2 separate regions of the Homo sapiens genome follow, and region 1 is linked to region 2. A link is a contact called in ENCODE Hi-C or POLR2A ChIA-PET data. All regions are on one chromosome and are shown on one strand. The core of a region is the stretch at or near the end of the contact, and the rest is flanking DNA. Distances in the headings are between cores, read along the strand shown. Region 1 has its middle 40 kb from the start of MIR492. Region 2 has its middle 4.9 kb from the start of MIR492.

Region 1 (5,449 bases), core at 899-3,398, 34 kb after region 2:
TCTGGGGCAGAAACAAAAAGTTTGTAGGCAACAGAGTGTAATGTCAAGAGCCAGGGCTTTGGAGTCCAGCAAACCTGGGCACAAATCCTGCTCTATTTTCCTCATAGCACTCATCACTATCTGAAACTACATTATTTGTACCTTTGTTTACTACTTTATTATCTGATTTCTCAGTTTGAATGCGGCCTCCAAGAGAACAAGGCTTTTGTATGTCATGTTCCTCACAGTATTCCTAGAGCTCAGAACAGCGCCTGCACATAGTAGGTGCTTAATACACGTCTTATGGAGGTGGGGGCTGAGTATTTAAAATGCAGATTGCCAAGCTCCAGTTTCAGAGATTCTAACTCATTAGGTTTGAAACAAAGCCTAGGAATCTGCATTTGCAGCAAGCATCCACCTCTTTCATCCTAAGGCAGGTAGTAGGCAGATCACATGTTAAGATACTCTGGTCAATGCCCTCCATCTCCAAATCGTGATTCTCCCTCTAACACGCATTTCTACGGATCCCATCCAGGCTCTTTTCTTTAATTACCCTGAGGCACTGAGAGTAAAAGGAGGTTGCTGACCCCTGAATTTGGAGTTCAAACAAGTAACCTCACCACGGCCAGTTTCCATTTCTGCTGCATGCCAAACTAGCTGGCCAGCCTGGCTGGAATCCTGTTCTCCCCAGAAACACCTGAGCAGGTCTGGACTAGCTCCAAAAGTATAAGCCAGGTAAATTTCCGTGTCAGCTCATTGAGAGACTTTCCAGGGGCAGCTGGGGCCAATTCACATTTGCTCTATACTCCCTCCAAAGACACCCCCTTCAACACACACACACAGAACACTTAATTCTGGTACCACCAGCCAAAAGGGGCCCGAGTTCCCTTGGGAGCAGCCCAGCCGCTGAGAGGCGGAAATCTCTGAAAGGGCCACTCAGATGACCAAAGCAATAGGCGCCTACGTACCTTACAACAAGCCAACCTCAAGTTCCAACCTAGAGAAATGCATGGACTCTGGTGGGAGAGTCTTATTCCGTTTTTGTTTTCTTCTTTTTTTTTGTTTTGTTTTGTTTTGGTTTGGTTTTCTTCCATTTCTTCTCAGCCTTGTCTCTTCAGAAAATACCCCTCCACCCCTTCCTTGGCGCGTAAACTGTCTTCAGGGTGGCCTTAGGAGTTCTGGGACAATGTGGAGGGTACCCAATAGGATTTCCTTAAGTTTCCTCTACTGCTTTTCCACACATATTAATGCTGAGATCCTGTATTTGATTAAAGCACCTTCCATTTCCAAAGTTAAAATACAAACGGGTCTGGTAACTTACAAAGTCGCCAGCATCTTCGTGTCAATTAACTTCCCCAGACAAGTAAGAACGAGCTGCACTAGGGCCTGCGCTCTCTCCGGGGCTAACAACAAGCAGCACCAGTCCCCCAAGCTGTCCCTGGAGGTGGAAGAGCCACTGCAGCTGAGCCTGTTTATTTTTCGTTTTTCCACAGGCAGCCTTGGCTGGAGGGTGGGGGTGAGCGCGGGCTCCCTGGCACCTGCCGGTAAAGCAGCAGCCGCAGCCCCCGAGGGCGCCCCAGGCCAGGAGCTGCGCGCCGTCGGCGGGCCGTGCCTGGAGGAGGCTCGCGCCTTCCAAATGCCGGAGTGCAGGCATCCTTCCTCTCCCCAACCCCAGCCCCGGCCTCGACCTGTCGCCCACCTGGCCCGGACCTGGGGCTGGCTCCGTCTCTGGGGTGTGCGCCAAGGGAGCCCCACCGACGCCCAGCAGAGCTGCCCGGGCTCCCAAAGAAGGACCGGGGCTTTGGGCAGAATTCTGGCAGCCAGGCGGGCGTCAGGGGAGCCGGAGAAGGGGCTCGCCAGCAGGCGTGGGGCGGAGTGCCGGGCGCAGCCCACCTCGCAAGCGCGGGCCCAGGGCTCCGACGTGCCAGCGCAGCCCCGAAGAGTGCGGGCCCGGGGTCCCCGCGGCGCCCCTTCCCCTCCTCAGTCCCCCGGGGGCGACCGCGCTCCCCGCCGAGGTCCGTCCCCGCCGCACCCTCACTATTCCCGCTGGGAGGACCCCGGCGCACGCCCCCGCCCCCGCACCCCGGGGCGACGGCGCACTCACCCTCCGCATGGTGTCTGGGCCGTCCGGGCGGGGCTCGGCGACTTGGGCGCGAGAAGGGCTGGGCCGGCGGCGACGCTCGGCCGGCCGGGAGCTCCGCGCTGCCCCCTCCTGCACACGCCTGCGCCGCGGCCGCCAAGCCGGCGGGGGCGGGGCGGGGTAGCGCTGGCCGCGGGGTCCCCGGGGCTCTCCCGGGCTGCGGCGGAGGCGCGGAGCCGGCCAAGGGCGCACTGAGCTCGCGGAGCTCCGGGGCCCCGGGGCCTTTCTGCCGCCGTCGCAGCGTCCCCGCCTCCTCGGGCCGCTTCGCCCCTCTCCTCTTCCTCGAGTTCTGGCCCCACCAGGAGCGGAGCGAGTCTCCGATGCCTGCCCCGCGGCCCCCAGAACTGAGCTGGAGAAGCTTTGGGGTGAAAGCTGGGCCCACCCTACAGGGACCCCAAGTTTGCGGAGCAAGAGTGGATTGGCGGAGAGCGCAGATGGCAATTCTCACCCGCCTTAAAAGTACCACCTTAAAATTCTCCCCATGGGATGGGAAGGTGGCCCGCTAATGTCCGTTCCTACTCTTCGTTTTCTTTTTAATTTTTCAGACAGGGTCTCGCTCTGTCCCCCAGGCTGAGCGCAGGGGCGCGATTTCGGCTCACTGCAGCCTTGCGATTCTCCCAGGCTCAAGCGATCCTCCCGCCTCAGCCTTCCCAGTAGCTGGGACCACAGGCGAGTGCTCCACTACGCCCGGCTAATTTTTGTATTTTTATTCTTTTGTAGAGACTGGTGTCTCGCCATTTTGCCCAGGCTGGTCTCGAACTCCTGGCCTCAAGCGACCCTCCAGCCTCGGCCTCCCAAAGTGCTGGGATGAGAGGTGTGAGCCAGTGCGTCGGCCCTTTACCATTCTTTAGATTCTGCGATTGTTTTTTGAAAGTCCTGAGCATTCATAAAGCTTTCCGAGGAGGGGTGGGAAGAGAGTTAAGAGCGGTAAACAGCAGATCCACCCGGGGCTGGAGGAAACACCGTGGAACAGAGACCGTCTGGTCTCATTCAGGTGAAGGAGCTCGGCAGGGGAAGAGGTCAGCATCCCCATTCCAGCGAAACCCACGGGTTTTCCTAGCAGTCCCCTGTGTGCACAGCTTTCTCTTCACAATCGACCTCCACCCCAACTTTTCCAAACAACACGGGAGCCCATCCCCAAATGCTAATGCTTCTGCGGGAAAAAAATGAGAAGGGGGAAAAATGTATTCCCCAGATCATGAAAACGCTGCACACCCTTGAGCTCAGAATGCAGGATCTAAATCCGCAAGAACAGGATGGAATGATGTGGGAAGGTCTTCCAGGAAGAAATCTGATTTTATTCTGCTTCGACTGCTGAACAAAGTAAATCAAATAGCACGGAACTCAAGGCAGCCTGAATTTTGTGTAGAAAAAAATATCTCTTGTTTGTCAGAGGATCCTTTGAAAAGCATCCAAGGACGCTTGTGTTTCCAAAGCGGCTGTGACAGGTATGCAGGCAGACAGCAGTGGGAATGCAAAGGCTTGTGCCGGGTAAACACTTCTCATGAGTGTTTCAGCTTTGGCATTGCCTTTATGCCAGTTATTCTGGCAGATCACCACTGCCAAAGAAATACCTTTATAATTTTCTAACATTGATTGTCAGCAGCACTATAGAGACCGTAATATTACACGAAGTACCTTAATGATCTAATGAATAAAAACATTTTGTCTGGATTTCTCTTTGGTGCCTATCAGCACAGATAGGGGGAGGAGTGACTGATGTGTGAGGGGGAAATGTAAGAAACGACAATTAATGACACTTGCTATGTCCCTTTTTTACTTTATCTTATGATCTGTATGCAGTGGGTTTTTTCCTCCCTGGATATATAATCTCTTCTGATTGAGCTTTTATGTTTTTGCCTTTCTTTGGGAAAATAACAATGTTAGTAAGTGTACTTCTGAGCCATACCTGTCTTATCATTTCAATCCACACAACTCTATGAAGTACGTACTGGGATATTATGGTTTTTTTAGAGGGAGATACTCGAGCTCAGAGAGGGCAGGTCATTTGCCCGAGATCATACAGCTTGTTAGTGGCACAGCCTGGATTTCAACTCAGGCAGTCTGACACGAGGACCCTCTCACTTAATGCCCATGCAATACTGCCCTCCTCTGCTTCATAGAAAAGGTGCAACTGTGTAAAGGTGTTCCTGGAAGTAAAAACGTGAGCTTTTGTCATAGATTAGTCACTTGACATCTCAGAGCCTTAGCTTCCTCATCAGTAAAATGACAACTTGGACTAAATAGATGCATTAAAGGCCTAGCCAGAAGTAAAGTTCAAGATTTAGAGTATTACTATGTGAGTATTAGAGTATCAGTATTCTTGCTCAGCATTGTAAGAAATCTTAACCTGGAGATACAGTGTTAGCCACTTCATTGGTTTGTGTGATCTCACCACAGCGCCTTGTTTTAACACTACTTGTGCTGCTTTCTACAACATTACCTCTTCCTGCTCCTTCTAATTAATACTCTTTGCTTTGCAAATGTGATATCTAATCAATTTAATGTTCTTTTTTTTTTTTTCTTTTCTTTGAGACGGAGTCTTGCTCTGTCGTGCCCAGTCTGGAGTGCAGTGGCGCGATCTCGGCTCACTGCTACTTCTGCCTCCTGGGTTTGAGCAATTCTCCCACTTCAGTCTCCCAAGTAGCTGGGACTACAGGCACCCACCACCACACCCAGCTAATTTTTTATATTTTTAGTAGAGGCAGGATTTTACCATATTGGCCAGGCTGGTCTTGAACTTCCAACGTCAGGTGATCCACCTACCTCGGCCTCCCAAAGTGTTGGAATTACAGACGTGAGCCACCGAGCCCGTCCTAATGTTCATTTCTTACTAAACTTGAATAAGACTCCTGGTGTGGGGGAGGGGAGTCAGTTTCAGTTAAGTAGTTGTTAGGATGATCTTGAAGTATTAGTTAGCCTGAATCATTTTTAAATTCCCTTCAGAAACCAAGAATGTTATTCAACTGTACCAAATAAATAACAACACGTCAGTTGCTAATGGAACACGGTCACACTGGCCATCTATGGAAATCCTCATGTTTCCAATGCTCTCATTAACTACCCTGAAGAATCAATTTAAAAGTAAAACTAGATTGAATCAGATTTCCCCCTTTTTTATTCCAGGGGGAGGGGGAAAGGTCTTTGTTTCTTTCATATGTTTAAAGAATCTTCAAAATATTTTAATGATAGAGTTGTCTATCTGTTTCATATTATCATATCTCCATTAGCCTTCTAAACTCAGCCATATTATTTGATTCCTTGAAAACCATCTAATGTTTAAGAACACTATATTTTCCCCTTTTTTCTTAATTGTTTAACTTCTCCACC
Region 2 (5,747 bases), core at 1,779-4,278:
TAATCCCAGCTACTCGGGAGGCTGAGGCAGAAGAATCGCTTGAACCTGGGAGGCAGAGGTTTCAGTGAGCCGAGATCATGCTACTGCACTCTAGCCTGGGCGACAAGAGCAAAACTCCATCTCAAAAAAAAAAAAAAAAAAAAAGACATAGGTTTATGCAAAGCGTATTAGGCCATTCGTGCACTGCTATAAAGGAATACCTGACACTGGGTAATTTATAAAGAGAAGAGTTTTAACTGGCTCACTGTTCTGCAGGCTGTACATGCATGGCACCAGCATCCTGAGCACAGCTTCCAGGGAGGCCTCAGGGAGCTTTTACTCATGGCAGAAGGCAAAATGGGAACAGGCATGTCACATGGCATGGCGAATGAAGGAGCAAGAGTGAGTTGGGGCAGAGGTGCCACAAACTTAAACAACCAGATCTCCTGAGAACTCACTCACTATCACTCACTATATCAAGGACAGCACCAAGACATGAGGGATCTGCCCCATGACCCAAACACCTCCCACCAGGCCCCACCTCCAACACTGGGGATTAGATTTCAACATGAGATTTGGGCGGGGACAAATATCCAAACCATATCACACAAAAGAAGCCTTTTGACCCTTCCACTGCCTTTAGTGCTGCTATAGCAGCCATCTGCCGCCATGGGGAAAGAGCCAGGAAGGCCAAGAGGATCTCAGCCCTGAGCACTAACACTGTCCTGGTCTCTGTGCCCAGGCCAGCCTCCACTTATTCCAAGGATGACTGTGAGGAATGTGGACCCCTGCTTGTTTACAGTACTGTTGGATAACTCTTCTTTTGCTTGTGGCCAAATGCCATCCTAATAGGTCAACTGTATAAGTTTATTCTCATTAAAAAAAAATAAAATTTAAAATCATGTTCTCCAAAAAGTTACTGAGTAAAAGTGATGTCGCAATATCAGTATGACTCATGGCATTGATTTTTGTTCGTTTGTTTTTTGTATTTTTCTGAGACAGAGTCTCACTCTGTCTCCCAGGCTGGAGTCAGTGGCGCAATCTCGGCTCACTGCAACCTCCTCCTCCCGGGTTCAAGCGATTCTCCTACCTCAACCTCCTGAATAGCTGGGACTACAGGTGTGCGCCACCATGTCTGGCTAATTTTTTTGTATTTTTAGTAGAAATGGGGTTTCACCATATTGACCAGGCTGGTCTCGAACTCCTGACCTCGTGATCCGCCCGCCTCGGCCTCCCAAAGTGCTGGGATTACAGGCATGAGCCACCATGCCTGGCCGGCATTGTTTTATACACACACACAGATACAGAAATATAGGGATGTGTGTGTATATACATTATATATACACACACACACACACACACACTATATATGGGTGTACATGTCACATATATTTCCTAGCTTTTTCCACTCAGGCGGCCTTGAAGCTGTGATGTCCCTACAGCAACAAGCACACTTAGTATCTGGATCTTGGTTTCTAAATACCATCCTCCAGATGACCTCCAAGAGACCAGTGTTCCTTGAAGAAATGGCTGGCTCAAGAACTGCAGCAAGGAAAATACAAGATGAACCTGGACATCTTAGAATGCCAGAAAGCAAAGGAGGTGCTTTTTTTAAAAAGGAAAGGGTGAGAAAAGGAAAAAAGAAGAAAGATGGGGCATGTCAAATGGACGTATAAGCCAAACTGAAGGAGTTCCCAATAGCCAAAGCTGGAACAAATTAGAGGGAAAAAAGGGGGGATAGTAGTATAAGATCATAGAATAAAACAAATATCTGTGAGCCTATACTGAAATAAATAAGTGACTAAGTAAATATAGCAAAAGGGACAGATCTTCCTTACAAAAGAATTCCAATTAATAATTATAGAAAGAATTAGGAAAATAGAAAATCACCTGTATTTCACTGGAGCAGAAATGTTTGCCCTAAAAAAAATTATGGCCTTCAGTCTTCCTGGGAATGATCAGCTGTTGCACTTTCGGTGACAGCAGGATTATGGACATTAATACAGAACTTTACAGTTTATAAATTTTTTTTTAAGAAAGAAAAGAAGAAATCATGATTAAACACCATAGTAATAACTGCTTTAACAAGATCCACTGATGAAGATAAAATTAATGTGTGAAACTTTATGGAGAAACATTATCTGCACAACCTTAAAATATCTCCTAGCTGAATACTAATACAAATATTAATTACTGTGGTGGTTTTAAAATATGTCCACAGACTCTTTGATACTCCTCCATGAGGTGGAACTTAATCCCCCCATGCCCTGAGTATGGGCTGGACTTGGTGATTCCTCTCTACTTAATCAATGATGGAAAGGGAAAGACAGTAACCTTACAGTAGTGAAACCTAGCAGACATGAGACATCACCAGTACCAAGCCATCTTGACATCATGTACTCCTTCAAAGGACGCAGTGAGAACAGCGTATCACCTGAATCGTATTTGTCCCCAAAGTCCATAACCTCAGTCTAATCCTGAGAAGACACTAGACAAACCCAAATGGAAGAACATTCTATAAAATGCCTGAACACGACTCTTCAAAAGTGTCAAGGTCATACGTCTCAAGCCTTTTAGTGTTGTTATAAAGCAACATCTGCATGCTTGGCTCATGGTTCTGCAGGCTATTCAAGAAGCATGGTGCCAGCATCTGCTTCTGGTGAGGGCCTCAGGCTGCTCCCACTCATGGCAGAAGGTGAAAGGGAACTGGTGTGTGCAGAGATCACATGGTGAGAGGAGAAGCAAGAGAGAGGAGAGGGGCCGGGCACGGTGGCTCATGTTTGTAATCCCAACAATTTGGGAGGCCAAAAGGGGAGAATCTCTTGAGCCCAGGTGTTCGAGACCAGCCTGGACAACATAGTGAAACGCCATCTCTACAAAAAATAGAAAAATTAACTGGGCAAGGTGATGCGTGCCTTAAGTCACAGCTACTCGGGGAGTTGAGGTGCGATGATCTCTTGAGCCCAGGAGGTTGAGGCTGCAGTGAGCCGTGATCACACCAGTCCACTTCAACCGGGGTGAAAGAACAAGACCTTATCACAAAAAAAGAGAGAGAAAGAGAGTACAGGTGCTAGGCTCTTTTTAGCAACCAGCTCTCATGGGAACTAACAGAGTGAAAACTCACTCATTACCACAAGGACAGCACCAAGCTATTCACTGGGGATCCACCCCCATGACCCAAACACCTCCCATTAGGCACCCACTTCCTACACTGGAAATCAGATTTCAACATGAGATTAGCAAGGGTCAAACATCCAAACTATAGCAGCCATATAAGACAAGGGAAGATGAAAGTATCATACATCGGAGGAGACTAAGGAGACATGACAACTAAATAAAATGTGGATTGGATCCTGGAACAGAAAATAACATTCGAGGAAAAACTGGGAAAATGTGAATAAAGTATGTAGTTAACAACTAAAGTTAACAGTGTTGTACCAAGGTAAATGTTTTCATTTTGATGAACATACCATGTTGTTTAAGATACTCATATTAGGCTAGGCGTGGTGGCTCATGCCTGTAATCCCAGCACTTTGGGAGGCCGAGGTGGGTGGATCTCCTGAGGTCAGGAGTTCGAGACCAGCCTGGCCAACATGATAAAACCCTGTCTCTACTAAAAATATAAAAATAAGCTGGGTGTGGTGGCACGCGCCTGTAATCCCAGGTACTCAGGAGGCTGAGGTAGGAGAATCGCTTGAACCCGGGAGGTGGAGGTTGCAGTGAGCTGAGATCGCGCCACTGCACTCTAGCGTGGGCGATAAGGTGAGACTCTGTCTCAAAAAAAAAAAAAAAAAAGTGTGAAAACTAAACCAAACAAAGCAATGCTCCAAGAAGATGCAGCACGTGTATCCTAAGGCTTCAGGTTCCCATAAAATCCCTGAGGTTGCCCAGACACCCCCAGTTTGGGATGCATCAGAGCCTCTCTCACTAATGAATACCATAGCCATGATGACCATGCATCCAGGAGGAACAGCATGTATCCTCTATTTTCACTGGAGGCTGTACCCCAAGGGTCTTTCCTAATTACCACTGCTGCGAGGACCTGGATGAAAAGTGATAAGCCCCCAAGCATGGCAAGGCTCTAGCCTGTTGCTTCTGGCTATGGTCCCATCACTCAGCACTTTGAAGACCCGCATAGAATGAGTTATTAACACACCCAAAGAACAAATTCTGAAAGTGCATCAATATTAATTCATTTACAGAGAGGTTTTGCTTTCTCCTCTCTCTTTCTTGATTAAATGCTTAGTGCTTCCTCAAGAGATATGCTGTCACGAAACTCTCAACAAGTCATGAATGAGAAGAAAAGATAAAATCTTCCCCATCACCTTAAAGGAAAGCATTTATTTAAAAGTTCTCATCAACCAGACGCAGTGGTTCATGCTTATAATCCCAGTGCTTTGGGAGGCCAGGAGTTCTAGACCAGCCTGGGCAACATAGCAAGAGCCCGTCTTTAAAAATAAATAAATAAAAAATTAGCTAGGTATGGTGGCATATGCCTGTGCTCCCAGCTATTCAGGAGGCTGAGGCAGGAGGGGAGCCTGGGGTGGGAGAATCCACTTGAGCCCAGGAGTTTTGGGCTGCAATGAACTATATGATTTTGAGACAAAGTGACATTCCGTCTCAAAAAATAAAGTTCTCATCACCTAAACGTATGCCTTTTAGTTCATATTTTATTTGTTTAATCTTTGGGTAAGACTCTTGTTGCTGTTTTCTTTCTTTTTAAGATGAAGTGATAGATTGCTTGCAAAAATGGCCCCAAATCCTCCATCCCACTCCCTTGTATCCACACCCTTTACTCAGTGTGATTATGTGGCTTCTTTCATCAAGGGAGACAGTTTGTTTACCAAACCTTGAAGCTGGGATGGCCATGTGGATTACTTTAGCCAACACAATGTGGCAGACAGAGTTGGTAATGTGCCAGTTCCTGAACGCAGGCCCACGAGGCTCTGCTCTCTTATGCTCCCTCTCAGAACCCTGCTTCACAGCCATGAGAACAAGTCAAGGCTAGCTGCTGGAGAACGAGAACACATGTGGTATAAAGATGAGCCAGCCCAGCCAAGAAGACAACTGCCCACATGGGCCCAGCCTACATTGCTTGCCTGCAGAACCATGGGCTAAATAGTTATGTCACCACATTTTAGGATAGTTTGTTATCCAGCAAAATCTAACTGATACAATTGAAGTGTGTGATTTTAGTGCTGTTAATTATTCTGATCTTAAAAGTATTACTAATTGGAGAAAGTCAGAAAATACAGAAAAGGAGAAAACCGCCCATAATTTATCACTAGAATAAAACCAACATTCTGGTGGTGTTTTTCCCCAGTCTTCAGTATATTAGTGTGACTGAATGAAAATGAAATCCACTTAGTTTTAATTCCGTATCTTTCTCCTCCCACTGAAAACATTCAATAGAGCTTTTCTTATGCCATTAGTGTCTGAAAACGTAATTTTTAATGGTTTAAATATTCTATTTATCATGGATGTACAATAATTTAAACGTGTGCATATGTTTCTGTAGTTTCTATAATTAAATAATGAAATTATTTATTCATTATTGTAAGTATTATTGTTCATTTGAGTACAGAAAGCTATGTTCAACTCTGTGCTTATTTCTTTAAAATAAGCTTCTAGAACTGAAATTCTTGATTCAACGAGTATAGACTGCTAGTCAAAGCCAGTCCCCCTACACACACACACACACACACACACACACATACACTTCTTTGCTGGCAGAGACACATTTTGTTCCATTGTTTACCCTGCGTTCT

The links. Hi-C counts contacts between places; a loop is a spot of excess contacts on that map. ChIA-PET counts read pairs that join two places held with the same protein, here RNA polymerase II (POLR2A). Pooled maps may share reads with other maps.
Region 1: a map with no recorded cell type shows a loop between it and region 2 (4-fold over the local background). The contact joins two enhancer-like sites. A Hi-C loop is called at or near these places in 5 of 168 maps with a recorded cell type or tissue (B cell, GM12878, OCI-LY7 and 2 more), 36 of 37 single-sample maps with no recorded cell type and 8 of 50 pooled maps. POLR2A ChIA-PET finds 5 or more read pairs at or near these places in 5 of 52 experiments (GM12878, HEK293T, OCI-LY7 and 2 more).

The regions. Positions count from the first base shown.
Region 1 is chr12:94,871,557-94,877,005 of GRCh38, forward strand. No RefSeq gene overlaps it. Among named protein-coding and RNA genes, the nearest start is that of MIR492, 40 kb to the left of the region's middle. RefSeq lists silencers at 1,579-1,698, 1,759-2,368, 2,379-2,478. Within about 2 kb of position 2,149, at least 4 of the 41 ENCODE cell types and tissues checked have a DNase peak (open chromatin) inside an H3K27ac peak, as active enhancers do.
Region 2 is chr12:94,836,468-94,842,214 of GRCh38, forward strand. No RefSeq gene overlaps it. Among named protein-coding and RNA genes, the nearest start is that of MIR492, 4.9 kb to the left of the region's middle. Within about 2 kb of position 3,029, at least 2 of the 41 ENCODE cell types and tissues checked have a DNase peak (open chromatin) inside an H3K27ac peak, as active enhancers do.